Regions from separate parts of the Homo sapiens genome. Here region 1 is linked to region 2. A link is an interaction called in ENCODE POLR2A ChIA-PET data of the cell type or tissue named here. Cell type or tissue: A673. All regions are shown on one strand. Links, peaks and the distances in the headings refer to the core of each region. The heading gives the core; the rest is flanking DNA.

Region 1 (8,329 bases), core at 104-8,103, 100 kb before region 2:
CCTGCCTGGGCCTCAGCGTCTCTGCGCTTGTGGTTTCTCGTCCCCGAGGGCTGACTGAGCTGCTCCGGAAGGGTGGTGTGTGGTCAACCTTGGTTGGCTGAGAGGAGCAATTTCCTGGTTTCCACAAGTAAAGACAGCCCCATCCCTTGGGACCTGTCCTTTCCGTCCCTGTCCCTTTGGCTTCTATAGGACTTCCTTGTCTTAGATTCATAAACAGCAAGAGGAACTGAGGATGCTTGAGGGGACCACCTAGTTACCAAAGCCAAGCAAAGAATAAAGCTGCCCGACGTCATCCCCAGGCTTCCGTGGCGCTCTCGGTCACAGGAGCTCTAGGCCAATGGTTCCTCTTGACTGTTTCTGCACCAAATGAGAGGAGGGGCTGCTCTGCTCTAAGGCGTGGCGGGGGGGGGGGGTGGTGGCCACAGATTAGGGGACCTCAGGTTTTCCTCAAAAACCCACACAGGGAAAGAAACTTGGCTCTAAAAGCAAACTCAACGAATTCCACATGCCCTGAAGAGCACGTGATAAAATACAAGGGTGGTGGCGGCGGGATCCCTCAAAGGACCACGAGAGGCACGGGGTCTTTGGTGATGAAAGTGCTAACCTCGGCGGGGTGCGGTAGCTCACACCTGTAATCTCAGCACTTTGGGAGGCTGAGGCGGGCGGATCACCTGAGGTCAGGAGTTTGAGACCAGCCTGACCAACACGGTGAAACCCTGTCTCTACTAAAAATACAAACATTAGCCGGGCGTGGTGGTGCACGCCTGTAATCACAGCTATTTGGGAGGCTGAGGCAGGAGAATCGCTGGAACCCAGGAGGTGGAGGTTGTAGTGAGCCGAGATCATGCCACTGCACTCCAGTCTGAACAATAGAGCGAGACTCCCGTCTCAAAAAAAAAAAAAAAACAACAACAAAAAAGGAAGTGCTACCCTTTTCAGATGCTAATCCTGGGGCTCCTGGAAAGGAGAGGATGTTCGCTTTGCAATGAGCTGGTGCAGAGGGGAGGGCCTCGCTCACAAGCGCATGATCTACAGTTCTCAGGGACAGGAAAGTGATGGGGAGGACAGGCGTGGGCTCCTCATGGCCGGTGGACACAGGCGAGTCAACAAGGCGAGCTGGAATTCGACTTCCAGTGTGGACCTCCCCAGGCCACTGAAAACAGGGCGTCAAACCAAAATGTGTGTATGCGCACGCGTGTGTACTGGTGGGTGTGCCTGTGGGTGTGTGTGTACCTGCCCCCCTGCCTGCCAGATGCTCCCAGGTTGAGGGCATAGTGAAAGGGTCAATGTTTAGTATGAGGTGCAAGCCTAGAATCCAAAAAGGACCACTGAGGACTTCACAGACTCAGGAGAGGAGGAAGTGTTTTCTACAGCAGACAGTCTGGGACACACGGATGACATCGACACGGATGACATCGAGTGCTCAGTCCGCCTGATGTGCGCTGGACCTGCCTTGTCTCCTCAGGGGACCCGTGATGACACTTTCACAAAAGGCACTGTGTGAAGCGCGGAAGGGCTGCCAGGACGAGCCCGGGTGGACTGAGGGCCCAGGAAGGAGCAGGTAGGGGCGTGTGTCCCACCGTCTCAGTGGCCTGCGCGGGGTGGGGAGGGGGAGCGATGAGGACTGACCCGAGCCATGGGGGTGGGCGCTGGCGAGACTTGTCCCCCACGAGGTGGCCCGGGCTGGGCGGGAGGGCAGGGCCGCAGGGAGCATGCTGGAGAGAGAGAGAGACCGCCCCGCAGGGATGGGGCTGCGGAGGGGTGGGCTGTCCACAGGGCAGGGCGCTGGAGGCCTGTGGGAACAAGCAGACGGAGGCTCCTCCAGGAAGGCTCACCCGAGGCTCGCAGGCACTCCCCTCTAGGAATCTACAACACAAAGAGAAACAGAAAGAGAAACTCTCTGTTAGAGAGGAAGGCGCGGGTTCCAGGCGGGCATTTTGCTCTTGGCTACAAACTGCACCGCCCTGGGAGGGGAGGGTAGTGGGAGGGGAGGGATGGGAGGGGGCGTCTTAGAGCAATCGGTTACCACAGGGCGGGTCTGAGATGAGGAACTTTCACGGTTTTCTCTCTAGCCTTTAGCTGGTCTTTCCTTCAGAGTTAAGAGAAGCCCAAACAGGAGACTGATGAGGCCATCCGCCCCAACTCGTCTTTCTCATAAGTTTAGTTTTGAGAGAAAGTAAGAAACGGAGGCCGGGGCTGGGCGCCGTGGCTCATGCCTGTAATCCCAGCACTTTGGGAGCCTGAGGCAGGCAGATCACGAGGTCAGGAGTTCAAGACCAGCCTGGCTAACATGGTGAAAACCCATCTCTATTAAAAATACAACAATTAGCCTGGCGTGGTGGCAGGTGCCTGTAATCCCAGCTACTTGGGAGGCTGAGGCAGAAGAATCGCTTCAACCCAGGAGGCGGAGGTTGCAGTGAGCTGAGATCGGGCCACTGCACTCCAGCCTGGACAACAGAGCAAGACTCCGTCTTAAAAAAAAAAAAAAGGAAACGGAGGTTGGGTGCAGTGGCTCATACCTGTAATCCCAGCACTTTGAGAGGCTGAAGAGGGAGGATGCATGAGCTCAGGAGTTCAAGACCAGCCTGGGCCACAACATAGCCAGACCTCATCTCTACAAAAAATTAAAAAAAAATTAACCAGCATGTTGGCATGCGCCTGTAGTCCCGGCTATTCGGGAAGATGAGTTGGAAGGATGGCTTGAGCCCAGGGAGGTCGAGGCTGCAGCGAGCCAGGATCACACCACTGCACTTCAGCTTGGGCAACAGAGTGAGAATTCAACTCCAGAAAAAAAAGAAAAGAAAAGAAATGCATCAATTTCCTAGAATGGTACAAGGAACATGAAGGTCCAATTCTCTCAGAAGGAAACTCTTGGCTCTTCAGCAGTACAATGTAAAATCTTTGGTGAAAAGGAAAACCTGTTGTTCTGTATTCATTCCGCAATAAACCGTGAAAAGCTCTTCATCTCAAGGAGAGAGAAAAGAAACAAAAGAAACACAGACTTCTCAGGCCCTGAGTGCACGCAAGATCAGAAACAGGGGAGGTGCCATCATTTAAAGGAGGAGGTAGGGGTGGGAGGCAGAATTTTTAAAAAAGCATTGGGCTAGAAAATCCCCTATTACTGGAGATGAAAGAGTTAAATATTCATATTACACAGAATAATTTTCTTGGAAACATGAAAAGTCACTTAAAATACACAATACTGAGAAAAAATATAACATTTATTAGAGAAGCAGATACGAGGGTACAACTAAAAGATGCCAGACAGAGTCTTTTAGGATAAGAATAGAAAGAGACAATCATGTTGCTGTATTCAAACAAAACTTACTCAGAACCCCAGAGTTTATAATAAACTCAAGTGCGGAGCCGCAGCGGGGACCTAGCTCCCCATGCGAGAGGCTTCGCGGCTTTCCGGCAGTTATAAAAACAGAAAGGTCATTAGGCAGCAGGAGAACCCATAAAACAAACAGATAAAAGTACAACATTAAAACAACTCATTCGAGTACTGCTTTTAGTTTTTAAGTTGCAGTATATACACACGTATTCTGTGGGGGGAATTATGAAAATATTTAACAGAGAGCAATCGAAGAACCAAAAAACCACAAAAGAAAGTCACAATCCAATTGACCCACCGGAAGTTACTCTAGTCTAAATATTTTGGCAATTATTAAATAAGCACATCGTAGACACACACACACACACACACACACACACACACACACACACACACACACACAAAAAGGTTGACCGGCATTATAAAAATAAAACAGCTGCACTGAGTTATGGGCCTAAGAAAACAGTGGCTTTGCCCACATCAGATGGGTTGAAGGAGGGCAGTGTTTGTGGGCAAGTTGGACAGAGTTATAAACAGAGTAGGCAGGAAAAGCTTCTCTGTACATATTATTAATCTCTAAGTGTAACTTTCAAATAAAAGGAGAAAATTATATAAGTAGCTGAGATTTTGCTGCTTTTATATTAACAGACAACTGCTAGAAGATAATAAAGTATACTTTGGGTGGAAATGGAAATTCCTGATTCTTTGGAATTTGGTTTTCTAATATTTCATGCATTGATGCGATGGACCTGAAATTTACAAAATATCTTTTAACTGTTTAGTCAATATTACAGAGATTCACCTGTTATAGTACTGAGGCATACAACTTAATGATCGTACATTTAAAATTATCATCATAAATTTATGTGCCCAAACCCCTCCCACCCCATTCCCCCTGAAACCAACTGAGCTATTTTCTGAATTAAATTTGAATAACGAAATAAATTTGAATAATCAAGAAAAAAATACACAGCTTGACAGAATGCCTTTTTTCAAAGCAGACTTTCACAAGGTTAATGTCGTCTTGCCCTATTTTCGAGTTTTTCAGTGGTTAGTTTGCTTTGTCCAGGAGTTCACAGACTGGAAATGAGTTTGTCATCGGATAGAAAGGTCAGATTTTAATACCTTAGGTTTCCCATTCACTTGTTTACTGGGTAAAGCTGGAAACTTCCTACTGCTCATTTAAACAGATCCTTGTGGTTGAAGGGTCAGCTGATTTTCTTGCTGCAATATCTACAAAGAGGCCTGGGGTCGGGATGGGTGGCTTTATTGATACTATGCCAGCAAAAGTATCCAAAAGAAATTTGGGCCTGGCACGGTGGCTCACCCTGTAATCCCAGCACTTTGGGAGGCTGAGGCGGGCGGATCACTTGAGCCCAAGAGTTTGAGACAAGCCTGGCCAACATGGTGAAAACCTGTCTTTACTAAAAAAAAAAAAAAATACAAAGATTAGCCGGGTGTGGTGGCAGGCACCTGTAATCCCAGCTACTGGGGAGGCTGAGGCACAAGAATTACTTGAACTCGGGAGGCAGAGGTTGTAGTGAGCCAGGATTGTATCATTGCCCTTGAGTCTAGGTGACAGAGTGAGACTCTGTCTCAAAAAAAAAAAAAAAAAAAAAAAAAGCCAGGCACGGGCTCATGCCTGTAATCCCAACACTTTGGGAGGCTGAGGTGGACAGATCATGAGGTCAGGAGATCAAGACCATTCTGGCTAACACGGTGAAACCCTGTCTCTACTAAAAATACAAAAAATTAGCTGGGCATGGTGGCACACGCCTGTAGTCCCAGCTACTTGGGAGGCTGAAGCAGGAGAATCGCTTGAACTCAGGAGGCAGAGGTTGCAGTGAGCCAAGATTGTGCCACCGCACTCCATCCTGGCGACAGAGCGAGACTCCATCTCAAAAAAAAAAAAAAAAAAAGTTTTTTAAAAAATCAGGCTGTCACTAAATAAAGGTTAACTGGCTGTGAGAATCTTGAAACACGGCCCCTAGCATCCAGAACCCCTACTAGGTTCTAGAGCCCGAATGTGCAGCTACTGCTTGGAAAATCAGCTTTAAATGGACTTGAGCTGATCAAATGAACCCACAATGTAGAGGCAGGCAGGGGCTAATTTCCTACTTGAAAGTAGGAAGGACACAAGGAAATAATTTTCAAAATCAAATAAAAAGAGAATCTGACCCAACACCTTCATTCTGACCCATTTGTAGTGGGTTGTCTATGATCTCGGGGTGGATTCTGGAAATGGGCACAGTGAAATGCCTGGCAACCATCTACGCATGTGACCAACTTCACTATCTCCCCTCCCACATCAATGCCAATTTAAAAATGCAAATTCTCATGTGGCCTAGATTCCTTTCGATGTGGTGAGACATTTTACTTCATTCTGGCTACAGTTAATTGTATAAAATGAGCCAGAAATTCTAAAATAATTTCCAGTAAATCCAAACCTTGCCAATGATTAAAAGCAGAAACAAAACAAAACAAAAACAACAACAACAAAAAAACAAAAGCAAACCCCCAAAGTCTTTGAACAGCAATGTGCTGAGATCTGTGTCTGTGGGGAGAAGCATTTGCTGCCACACCACGTTCTCTTTATAGCCCCACCTGGGCAAGCGTGAGTGCAGCTCTACTTGGAAAACCAACAGAAACCGAACCAAGTGTGAGAGGAAATCACAGCCAAAAGGAGCTGATGCAGGGACACGCTCTGCCTTTTAAGTAACTCCATCTAAACAGCACTAGCACATCTGATCAACTGTCAATTTGGGCCAGGTGCGGTGGCTCACGCCTATAATCCCAGCACTTTGGGAGGCAGAAGCAGGCAGATCACTTGAGGTCAGGAGTTTGAGACCAGCCTGGCCAACAGAGCGAACCCGTCTCTACTAAAAATACAAAAATTAGCCAGGCGTGGTGGTGCACACCTGTAATCCCAGCTACTCGGGAGGCTGAGGCAGGAGAATCGCTTGAACCTGGGGGAGGCGGAGGTTGCAGTGAGCCACTGTACTCCAGCCTGGGCAACAGAGCCAGACTCTGTCTCAAAACAACAACAACAACAAAAACACAAACACAACAACAAAAACCTGTCAATTTGATGACACTTGGAAAATCAGCAATGCAATGTAAAAATCAAGTGGTCAATTCACCAAACTTTTCCAGATTTCAGCTGGTTGTCTGGGATCATGTAGATGGAACAGGGTACTCGTGATGCCCTACCAAGGATGCTGACCAGGTTTAAGTAAAAACACACACTTTTGGTGCCAATATAAGAATCTTATTTACTGCTTTAGTCAAGAAGGAGATGTTATTTCACTTGTGACTTCCTCCCAAGTGAATGAGTATACAATTTAACAAACTAACACAGTTCAGTTTATTAAGTTACAATCTGTAACCACCTAATGTAGCTCAGTGTATGGTGGATACTAGATATAAACAAGAGTAGGGAAGTCTTTGGCACCTGCATGATGCGTGCCGGCTTTTAAATTCAGAAAGATGAGAAGCTACAATGCAACTTTTTTTTTAATCTACAGATACCGCCAAAAGAAGAAATGTTTATCAGATTTTGAATGACATAGCTGTAAGTTGGCGGTTGGCAGCTTTCCACATAAAATTTCATCAGCAAGTGAAACTTGATTACAGCCCAAACTAGACAAGGCAATTCAGGTGCCCAGACCCTGAAGTCCACGTGAGACTACAGGAGAACGTGCATTATGGTGCTTGCCAGCCAGTCTCTTGAGGAACTGCCTGTAACAGTCATGGTTGTGGGGAGAAACAACTCCATTTTTTTTAAGTTTTTTTTTTTTATGGTATTAAATATAAGTCTTAGCACCTTTGGCATTTTTGTCCAAACAGACTTCGACATATGAAGTGGGGACATAACCCTCTTCATCTTCATTTCTCCGAATGCGGGTCCAGCCATCGCCTTTGTCTTCCTCTATGACATACAATGTTTCTCCTTCAACTACGGAAATCGTTCCTTCATTCTGACCTGAAAAAGCAATATCAGGATATGTTAGATGTCTTGGCAAATGCAGGGAGGAAGCAAACAGTGGCCTTCGCAATGAAACAAGTGTCGTCGAAGATGAAGTCCACACAAAATTCACCCCACTCGGACCTTCTCAGATGCACGGACCCCTCACCCACTGCCTCAAAACCATCTCCTTCTGCACAGAAATGTCCAGGTTCTTACCTCTGTCTCTCTAGGGACCCTCTCTAAGTCCTCCAGGGCCCTCTTTCTCCTCCCTCCCAGAATGGTAAGTATTTCTCACTGGATAAATCTTTGGTTCTCTTCTCTAGTCTTCTTCTGTCTCACTTGGATCTCTCTCAGGAGAAAGGTACCCTCGTGGCTCCAACTGCTTCTCTTTTGTCTGTTATTTTTTGGGGGGGTTGTGGGGGATGGAGTCTTGCTCTTGTTGCCCAGGCCAGAGTGCTGTGGTGCAATCTCAACTCACTGCAACCTCCACCTCCCCGGTTCAAGCGATTCTCCTGTCTCAGCCTCCCGAGCAGCTGAGACTATAGGTGTGCACCACCACACCCGGCTAACCTTTCTATTTTTAGTAGAGATGGGGTTTCACCATGTTGGTCAGGCTGGTCTGACTCCTGACCTTAGGTGATCCACCAGCCTCAGCCTCCCAATTTTTTTGTTGTTGTTGTTTGTTTGTTTTGAGACAGAGTCTTGCTCTGTTGCCCAGGCTGGAGTGTGATGCCACTTGTCCCGGGTTCAAGTGATTCTCCTGCCTCGGCCTCCCGAGTAGCTGAGATTACAGGCATGTGCCACCACGCCCGGCTAATTTTGTATTTTTAGTAGAGACGAGGTTTCACCATGTTGGTCAGGCTGGTCTTGAACTCCTGACCTCAGGTGATCCACCCGCCTCGGCCTCCCAAAGCGCTGGGATTACAGGCGTGAGCCACCACGCCCGGCCCAACTGCTCCTCTTTAAACACTGTCCTCACATATTGCTTCCATTCTGGTACTTTCTGCAGCCAAGATTCCACTTTTCCC
Region 2 (8,329 bases), core at 235-8,234:
TCACTTGAGGTCAGGAGTTCAAGACCAGCCTGGCCAACATGGTGAAACACTCTCTCTACTAAAAATACAAAAATTAGCCAGGCATGGTGGCACAAGCCTGTAATCCCAGCTACTTGGAAGGCTGAGGCAGGAGAATCACTTGAACCTGGGAGGCGGAGATTGCAGTGAGCTGAGATTGTACCACTGCACTCCAGCCTGGGCGACAGAGTGAGACTGTCTCAAAAAAAAAAAAAAAATTAAAGAAAAAGGAAAGTAAATGTTTCTAAATCAAAATCATCTAGCTCTTTAACAGGCCTTAAAACAATATCCACAAACCAATTCAACTACAACTATACAACATGAAATCATTAAGGACTTTGCATGCCACTTCAAGTTCAAGCTTAGTTCTACCAAGAACTTTTAAATATATTCTATAAAAACACAAATTTCTTGGATAATCTCATCATTAAAAGATGTAAGGAGATCCAAAGTACTTAAAAAAAAAAAAAAAACAGAGACAGGGGGCTCACTATGTTGCCCAGGCTGGTCTTGAAGTCTCTGGGCTCACACTATCCTCCCTCATCAGCCTCCCAAAGTGCTGGGATTGCAGGCATGAGCCACCACACCTGGCCCCAAAGCACTTTTTTTTTTTTTTTTTTGAGAAGGAGTCTTACTCTGTCACCCAGGCTAGAGTGCAGTGGCACAATCTCAGCTCACTGCAACCTCCACCTCCCGGGTTCAAGCAGTTCTCATGTCTCACCCTCCCAAGTAGCTGGGATTACAGGCGCCTGCCACCATGCCCCACTAATTTTTGTATTTTTAGTAGAGGCGGGGTTTCACCATGTTGGCCAGGCGGGTCTCGAACTCCTGACCTCAGGCAATCCGCCCACCTTTGCCTCCCAAAGTGCTGGGATTACAGGCGTGAGCCACTGCGCCCGGCCCGAAGTACTTTTAAAATACTATTCCACATGACCCCTCAACACATTACAGAAGGGAGTGTGAATTAGTACAAGCACACTGGAAATGGCTGAACCCTATCCACCAAAGCTAAGCATATGAGTAGCCTGTGACCTTGCAATTAGATGCCTACGTAGATCCTAGGAAATGTGTTCAGATACACACAAAAAGCCTTGTACAATAATGCTCGTTGGAGCGCTACTCATTATAGCTTAAATTAGAAACAACCAATCACCTAGTCAGAACGGATGAGTTCTGGTGCATTCACAGACCAAAACACTCAACAGCAATGAAAATAAGCAGATCCCACCACATGCTACCACATGGTCAATCTCACAAACGTAATATAGAACAAAAGAAGCCAGATACACAAGAATGCATACCAAATGATTACACTCATGTAAAGTTCAAAAGTGGGCACTACTAATCCACGCGGTTAGAAGTCAGGAGAGTGGTTACCGCTGGGGGGAGAGTGGGGAGCTGGAGGGGGCCAGGGGGCCTGCCAGGCTGGTCTTTCTGTTTCTTGACCTGGGTGCCCGGTTACATGAGTGTGTTCACACTGTCAAAATTCATGGAGCTGCACACTTATGATTTGTGTACTTCTCTGTACATATGTTATTAATATATTTCAATAAAAAGTTTACTGAGAAACAAGCTGCTCCAAAACTCAGCAAATATCTTGTTGAAAAAAAAAACTGGGCCTTAAAGCAGTAATTTAGTTTTTATTTTTAATGTTCTATGAAAATTAATTTTCTGTATGAAAAACAATCACTTCTATTGAAATATTACCTTACATAAAAGGAAAAATATTTAAAATATACATTTATACTGTAAAATGAGAATATACGTTATCCTTACATCATTTTGCAGTTAACAAATAACCTTTTTCAATATCAACTTACCTGAGTTGCTTTGCATAGCTGAGTTCAATCTCTGTCCTTTCTTTCACAAACTTGATATATTTCTCAAGAATATCAATTCCCCACTGTGTGTGTTTTTCTAAGTTGTCAAACTGATCCTGTTGAAACAAACCAAGAGAGAAGTTATGGTCTTTCCCTGTGATTAACATAATTTCAATGAATAATTCTCTTAACAACATATTACTACATACAAAGTAGTACTAATATTTTCCATGATTATACTTGGGGTGCTTTTTTGTTGAGCCATTTTAAATCAACATTACCAAATTTGGTTTGAAAACCGCCTGGAGTACTGAACTCTGACCTATTCATTCATATTTCCTATTCCTTTTAGAAACATAGTTTTCAGATATAACTGATGTCTCAGTGCAAGGAAAAATGTCATTCCCAGACGCCAAAAACCGACAGGTGAAACATACACACAAACACAGCCACACACGGTTTGCACCTTAACTGTTATCTCTGGGTAATCATTCAAAACAGCTGATTGAATCTGAGCCGAGGAACGGGGGGAAGTGTTACAAAATTTTGCTTTCTTCAAATGATTAAAATAAAACACATGGATTTTATTCTTCCAAACATACACCAAACCCACACTGTGAGCCAGGAACAGTGCCTGGAGCTGGGGAACCAAAATGAACAAAAATACAGCCTGAGTTTGCATTGTGCCTTGGGGTTTCTGGTCTGGAAGAACAAGAGGGAGCCTGGGTAACACAGAACCCATCTCTACAAAAACAATTTTTTTAAATTAGCTGGGCATGGTGTTGTACCACTGCACTCCAGCCTGGGTATAAGAGCATGACTCTGTCCCCCCAAATAAAGAATGAGAGGGGACAGGTATGCTAGCAACAGCTAATGCAAAGACATGGAGATATCCAGGAATCAAGTGAATTTGTCTTTGAGTGCAAGGTGGAGGTGGGTGGGGCAGAAGGGAAGTGGAGTTGGCGAGTGATGAAACTAGAGACAGCTCAGAGCTAGATCACCCAAGGCCTTGAAGGACGAGCTTAGGAGTTTAGACTCTCCAGCAGGCACAAGAGGACTTGGAAGAGAAAGCCAGGAAATGGCTCCAACAGTCTAGATGAGACAAAATAGGCACAGAAGGGAAGAATTCTAGGGACATTTAACAAACACAATCAACTAGTGTGTGAGTGGCCGGTTGGACGTGGAGGCTGGCAAGGGTATGAGGGGGAGGGAGGATTCCAGAGTGACTTTCAGGTTCTGCTTCCCGGAATTAAACAGAAGATCCAGATAAGAAAGAGCTACAGTTTGGGGTGAAAATTAAATGTTGTTTTGACATGTTGAATGAGGGACTGGCCTGTCCAGAAGAGAGCTGGAAACACAGAAGGATTTAGAACTCAAGAAGGGCATCAAGTGAGTAGGTGGATCTCAAGCAACAGCCGAGGATCAGAACACCAAAGACGACAGCAAGGATACACAGAATTAGCAAAGAGGGCCTGGCCCAGGAAGCAGAGCCCAGAAAGGACTAAGGGGGCGAGCCAGAGGGGGCATGAGCACATCACAGGGAAGAGAGAATTCCAGTGGAAATGGAATTCTCCATGGAAAATTTGCTGCCTCCTGAGAGGTAACAGTCATAAATGAGGGTTCTAGCCCCAGCAAAGGGATTTCACAGAGACAGGCCCCCAAATGTTTCAAGTTTTAGTCATTTGCCTGTAAGACGCAGCTATAATCTAATTTCCTAATTTCACAAATCAGTCATGAGGATCATGCGAAATGGGGAAGTGCCAACTCAAATATAAAAATATAAAGCTAGTGTTTAATCCTACGCTTGTGCAATCTAACAGTATACATTCAGTGTCTTACTTCAGACTGTTTTTTGTTTGTTGGTTGGTTTGTTTTGAGACAGAGTCGTGCTCTTTCCCCCAGGCTGGAGTGCAGTAGTGCAATCTCAGCTTGCTGCTGCCTCCCAGACTCAAGTGATCCTCCCACTTCAGCCTCCTGAGTAACTGGGACTATTGGCACCCGCCACCATGCCTTCACTAATTTTTGTATTTTTTGCAGAGAGGAGGTCTCACTATGATGCCCAGGCTGGTCTTGAATTCCTGGGCTCAAGTGATCCTCCCGCCTTGGCATCCCAAAGTGCTGGGATTACAAGTGTGAGCCACTGCCTCCGGCCGGCCTGTTTTTTTTTAAAACCACTTTATTAAGGTATGACTGAGATTTTGGCCAGGTGAGGTGGCTCACGCCTGTAATCCCAGCATTTTGGGAAGCCAAGGCGGGTGGATCACTTGAAGCCAGGAGTTCGAGACCAGCCTGGACAACATGGTGAAATCCCATCTCTACTAAAAATACAAAAGTAGCCGGGCGTCATGGCAGGCACCTGTAATCCCAGCTACTCGGGAGTCTGAGGGAGGCAGGAGAATTGTTTGAACCCAGGAGGCAGAGGTTGCAGTGAGTCAAGATCACACCATTGCACTCCAGCATGGGTGACAGAATGAGACTATGTCTCAAAAAATTAAATACAAAATTATAAAACAAAAGTGCAAAATGTTTGTCTTTATGACTAATAATTTTTAATATTTAAAGTTGATTCTTGGTCCTCAATAATATATATTCCACAAACCCCTAGATTTCAGTTTAAGAAACACTAGATTATGTTATTTATAAAGTCAAGGGTCATCAAGTAAGCTAATAGTGTAAACGAGACTGAAGATCACCTTAAACTACTTGAGAGAACAAATATACACACAACTCAAGCTATGACTACAAATCATTCTTACAAATTGAGAGCACGACTTCGTCAAAGCCCTCTGCTTATCAGTAACCCTTTGTGGATCTAGTTTCACAGTAATCATATTTATTTTTAAAATGATTAACAATTATCAGGGCATCATGGCACACATGCCTGTAGCCCCAGCTACTAGGGAGGCTGAAGCAGGAGGATCACTTGAGCCCAGGACTTCAAGGCTGCAGTGAGTCATGATCAGGCTACTGCACTCCAGCCTGAGCATCAAAGCAAGACCCTGTCTCAAAAAACAAAAACCAAAAACATAAACACCCTTTCCTTTATTTAAAAGCCCTCTCCCAGCTGGGCGCGGTGGCTCACATCCAAAATTCCAGCACTTTGGGAGGCCATGGTGGGCGGATCACTTGAGGTCAGGAGTTTGAGACTAGCCTGGCCAACACAGTCATCTTTACTAAACCTCATCTCTACTAAAAATACAAAAATTTGCCAGGCATGGTGGCATGCACCTGTAATCCAAGCTACTCAGGAGGCTGAGGCAGGAGAATCCACTGAACTCAGGAGACAGAGGTTGCAGTGAGCCGAGATTGTACCACTGCACTCCAGTCTGGGCGAAAGACAGAGACTCTGTCTCGAAAAAAAAAAAAAAAGAAAAAAAATGGCCGGGCGCGGTGGCTCACACCTGTAATCCCAGCACTTTGGGAGGCTGAGGCGGGAGGATCAGGAGTTTGAGACCTGAGGTCAGGAGTCTGAGACTAGCCTGGCCAACATGGTAAAACCCTGTCTCTACTAAAAATACAAAATTAGCTGGGCCTGGTGGCGCACGCCTATAATCACAGCTACTTGGGAGGCTGAGGCAGGAGAATCGCTCAAGCCCAGGAGGTGGAGGTTGCAGTGAGCCAAGACGGGGCCATTGCACTCCAGCCTGGTCAAAACGAGCAAAACTCCACCTCAAAAAAAAAAAAACAAAAAAGCCCTCTCCCTGTATGATTTCCCATAATCTCCAAAGCCTTGATTGTTTTCAGCAGTCATAGGTGCCACCTTGAAAACTTGCCCAGAGGATATGCTCTTAGGTTTCATTCTTGGCCTATTAACAACCTGACTACAGATTTCCCCCCACCATATCACTTTGCATTCAAACTGATGTATACTATACAAAGCAACAGCTTTCGATACCAAAGCCCTTGAAAACAACAGAAAAAGCCCATCTACATTTGAACTGAGTCCACCTTAAAAATTACTGGCCTCAATCCAACAATATGTTTTCCATAAAGTTATCTCTATTCAGGACCATTCTACAAGCTATAATAAAGCGTTTACCAAGATGACAGAGCCCAAATAAGATAGAAGATCTTAATAATAAAAACCTTACTCAGTAACAAATGAGCTGGTGCTTGTTTGTGACTATAGCAGAGTTCTTTTGATGCTCTGTGAAACCTGAGGATGCCCCCACGCTCTCACTATCACATGAACTGCTGCAGCACTGACTTGACAGCAGCTAGAAGAAAATTCAAGACAGATGAAAAACGAATCAACCCACTTACATTCTTGACTAAAATGTGGAAAAGTTAATGGAAAAAAAAATCCAAATCTTAAAAGGACTCCTTTGTGAACAAATATTATAAACGGCTCTTTAAAAACAGCCTTTGCTACTTTGGGGATGGTGTCATCAAAAATGCATCCCTTCCTGCCTGATGTCACATCACGGTGGTTCTGGGGGCCCCTTTGCCCTCCTAAAAATCCTTGAGAACCAGCCAGCCACAGTGGCTCATGCCTATAATCCCAGCATTTTGCGAGGCCGAGGTAGGTGGATCACTTGAGAACAGGAGTTCAAGACCAGCCTGGCCAACATGGTGAAACCTCATCTCTACAAAAGAAAAACAAAAAGTAGCCAGGCATGGTGGCACACACCTGTAGTCCCAGCTACTCGGGAGGCTGAGGCATGAGAATCACTTGAACCTGGGAGGGAGAGGTTGCAGTGAGTGGAAATCGCACCACTGCACTCCAGCCTGGGGCGACAGAGTGAGACTCTGTCTCAAAAAAAAAAAAAATCATTGAGAATTCCGAAGAGCTTTTGTGTGAGTTACATCTATCAATATTTACTCAATCAGAAATTTAAAATGGAGAGATTTTTAAAGGTATTTATTCATTTAAAAAGAAAACAAACCCATTACCATTACATGTTAATGGAAAGAGCATGTTTTTATTTTTTAAAACTGTACTTTCCAAAACAAAACAGTAAGAAGAATGGCACCGTGTTACATTTTTGCAAATCTCTTTAATGTCTAGCTTAATAGAAGACAGCTGGATTATCATAGAGACTTCTGCATTCAATCTATTACGATTCTTTACTTTGGCTGAAATATGTGAAAAAAACACAACTTCACACAGATACGTAGCTAGAAAACAAAGGACACTTCAAGGCCCTTTTTAGATCAGTGCAGACATTCTCCTTTGATACCACACCAAAACTTGACAAATCATAGCTTCTCAAAGGCTAGTTGCAATATGAAATCTGAAACCATAGAGATGCAGTTTCCAACTCAGCTACAGTAAGATCCACTGGTCCACCTTACATTTTGAATGGATCTTTTACCTGTATATGATCATGTAAATTATTCATTGATCATTTAGAAAATATTATCTCAGCCGGGCATGGTGGCCCACACCTGTAATCCCAGCACTTCGGGAGGCAGAAGCAGGCGGGTCGTCTGAGGTTAGGAGTTGGAGACCAGCCTGGCTAACATGGTGAAACCCCGTCTTTACTAAAAATACAAAAATTAGCTGGGTGTGGTGGTGGTCACCTGTAATCCCAGCTACTCGGGAGGCTGAGGCAGGAGAATTGATTGAACCTGGGAAGGGGAGGTTGCTGATCTCGGCTGAGCTGAGATTACGCCACAGCACTCTAGCCTGGGTGATGGAGCGAGACTCCATGTCAAAAACAAAAGAAAAAAGAAAAAAAGAAAATATTATATCATAGATATATGCAGATCTTCCAACTGTTGAAACATTTCTTGTAAAATATTTTTTTTGAATCACATTTGTTTATATCAGTACCAATCTCATCTTTTCTGATGAGTCTTTAATATTTGGAAGCTGTCAAACTCACAGTGGAAAAACAATTTCCCCAAGTTCTAATTTTCACTTTAAAGCTAGAATTTTATCATTGGCAACAAACATTGCCAGCTGTTTCCCTGAAGTGACAGGCTCACTTCATTTATTTTTGAGAAAATGTTTGCCAGATACTCAAAAGTTTGTCTGTCGCTCATTCTTTGAAGTAAAAATGGTGTTCATGAAAAAAGCAGCTAGTTCAACTTACAACTCAGGATCATGTATTTTAGTCTGCACTAAAGAGCTTCTCATCTTACTATACACACTATTAAAAAGATGTATCTTCAAGGGTTTGAGATTTAGTAAAATGAATAATCTTCACTGTTTCATTAAGAACATTTTCAAGTAAAACTGAAATTTTTTAAAACAGCTAATGGTGGGCTGGGCATGGTGGCTCACGCCTGTAATCCAGCACTTTGGGAGGCCGAGGCAGGCGGATGACAAGGTCAGGAGCTCGAGACCAGCCTGGCCAACGTGGTGAAACCCCATCTCTACTAAAAATACAAAAAATTAGCCGGGTGTGGTGGCGGTCGCCTGTAATAACAGTTACTCGGGAGACTGAGATGGGAGAATTGCTTGAACCCGGGAGGCGGAGGTTGCAATGAGTCCAGCCCAGGTGACAGTGCAAGACTCCATCTCAAAAAAACAAAACAAAACAAAA

Evidence for each region. Peaks named below come from ENCODE experiments on the same cell type or tissue, not always from the same donor. Only the 100,000 strongest peaks of a DNase experiment are listed, where the experiment ranks them.
Region 1: POLR2A ChIA-PET joins it to region 2 with 16 read pairs; 14 of 35 experiments call an interaction of 5 or more read pairs at or near these places.

Annotation. Positions count from the first base shown.
Region 1 is chr9:129,888,681-129,897,009 of GRCh38, forward strand. FNBP1 (formin binding protein 1) reads right to left here. Exons shown (of 17, transcript NM_015033.3): 16 at 7,158-7,316; 17 at 1-1,866. The coding sequence ends at 1,859. Among named protein-coding and RNA genes, the nearest start is that of MIR6855, 23 kb to the left of the region's middle. RefSeq lists enhancers at 246-335, 290-1,177 and a silencer at 4,410-4,704. In A673, for the core only: no CTCF peak of the experiment used is centred there; a DNase peak (open chromatin) is centred at 3,401; H3K27ac peaks cover 4,661 bases.
Region 2 is chr9:129,993,005-130,001,333 of GRCh38, forward strand. FNBP1 (formin binding protein 1) reads right to left here. Exons shown (of 17, transcript NM_015033.3): 2 at 1,839-1,954. Among named protein-coding and RNA genes, the nearest start is that of FNBP1, 46 kb to the right of the region's middle. RefSeq lists enhancers at 2,511-2,640, 3,051-3,330, 3,471-3,570, 3,591-3,660. In A673, for the core only: no CTCF peak of the experiment used is centred there; no DNase peak of the experiment used is centred there; H3K27ac peaks cover 3,149 bases.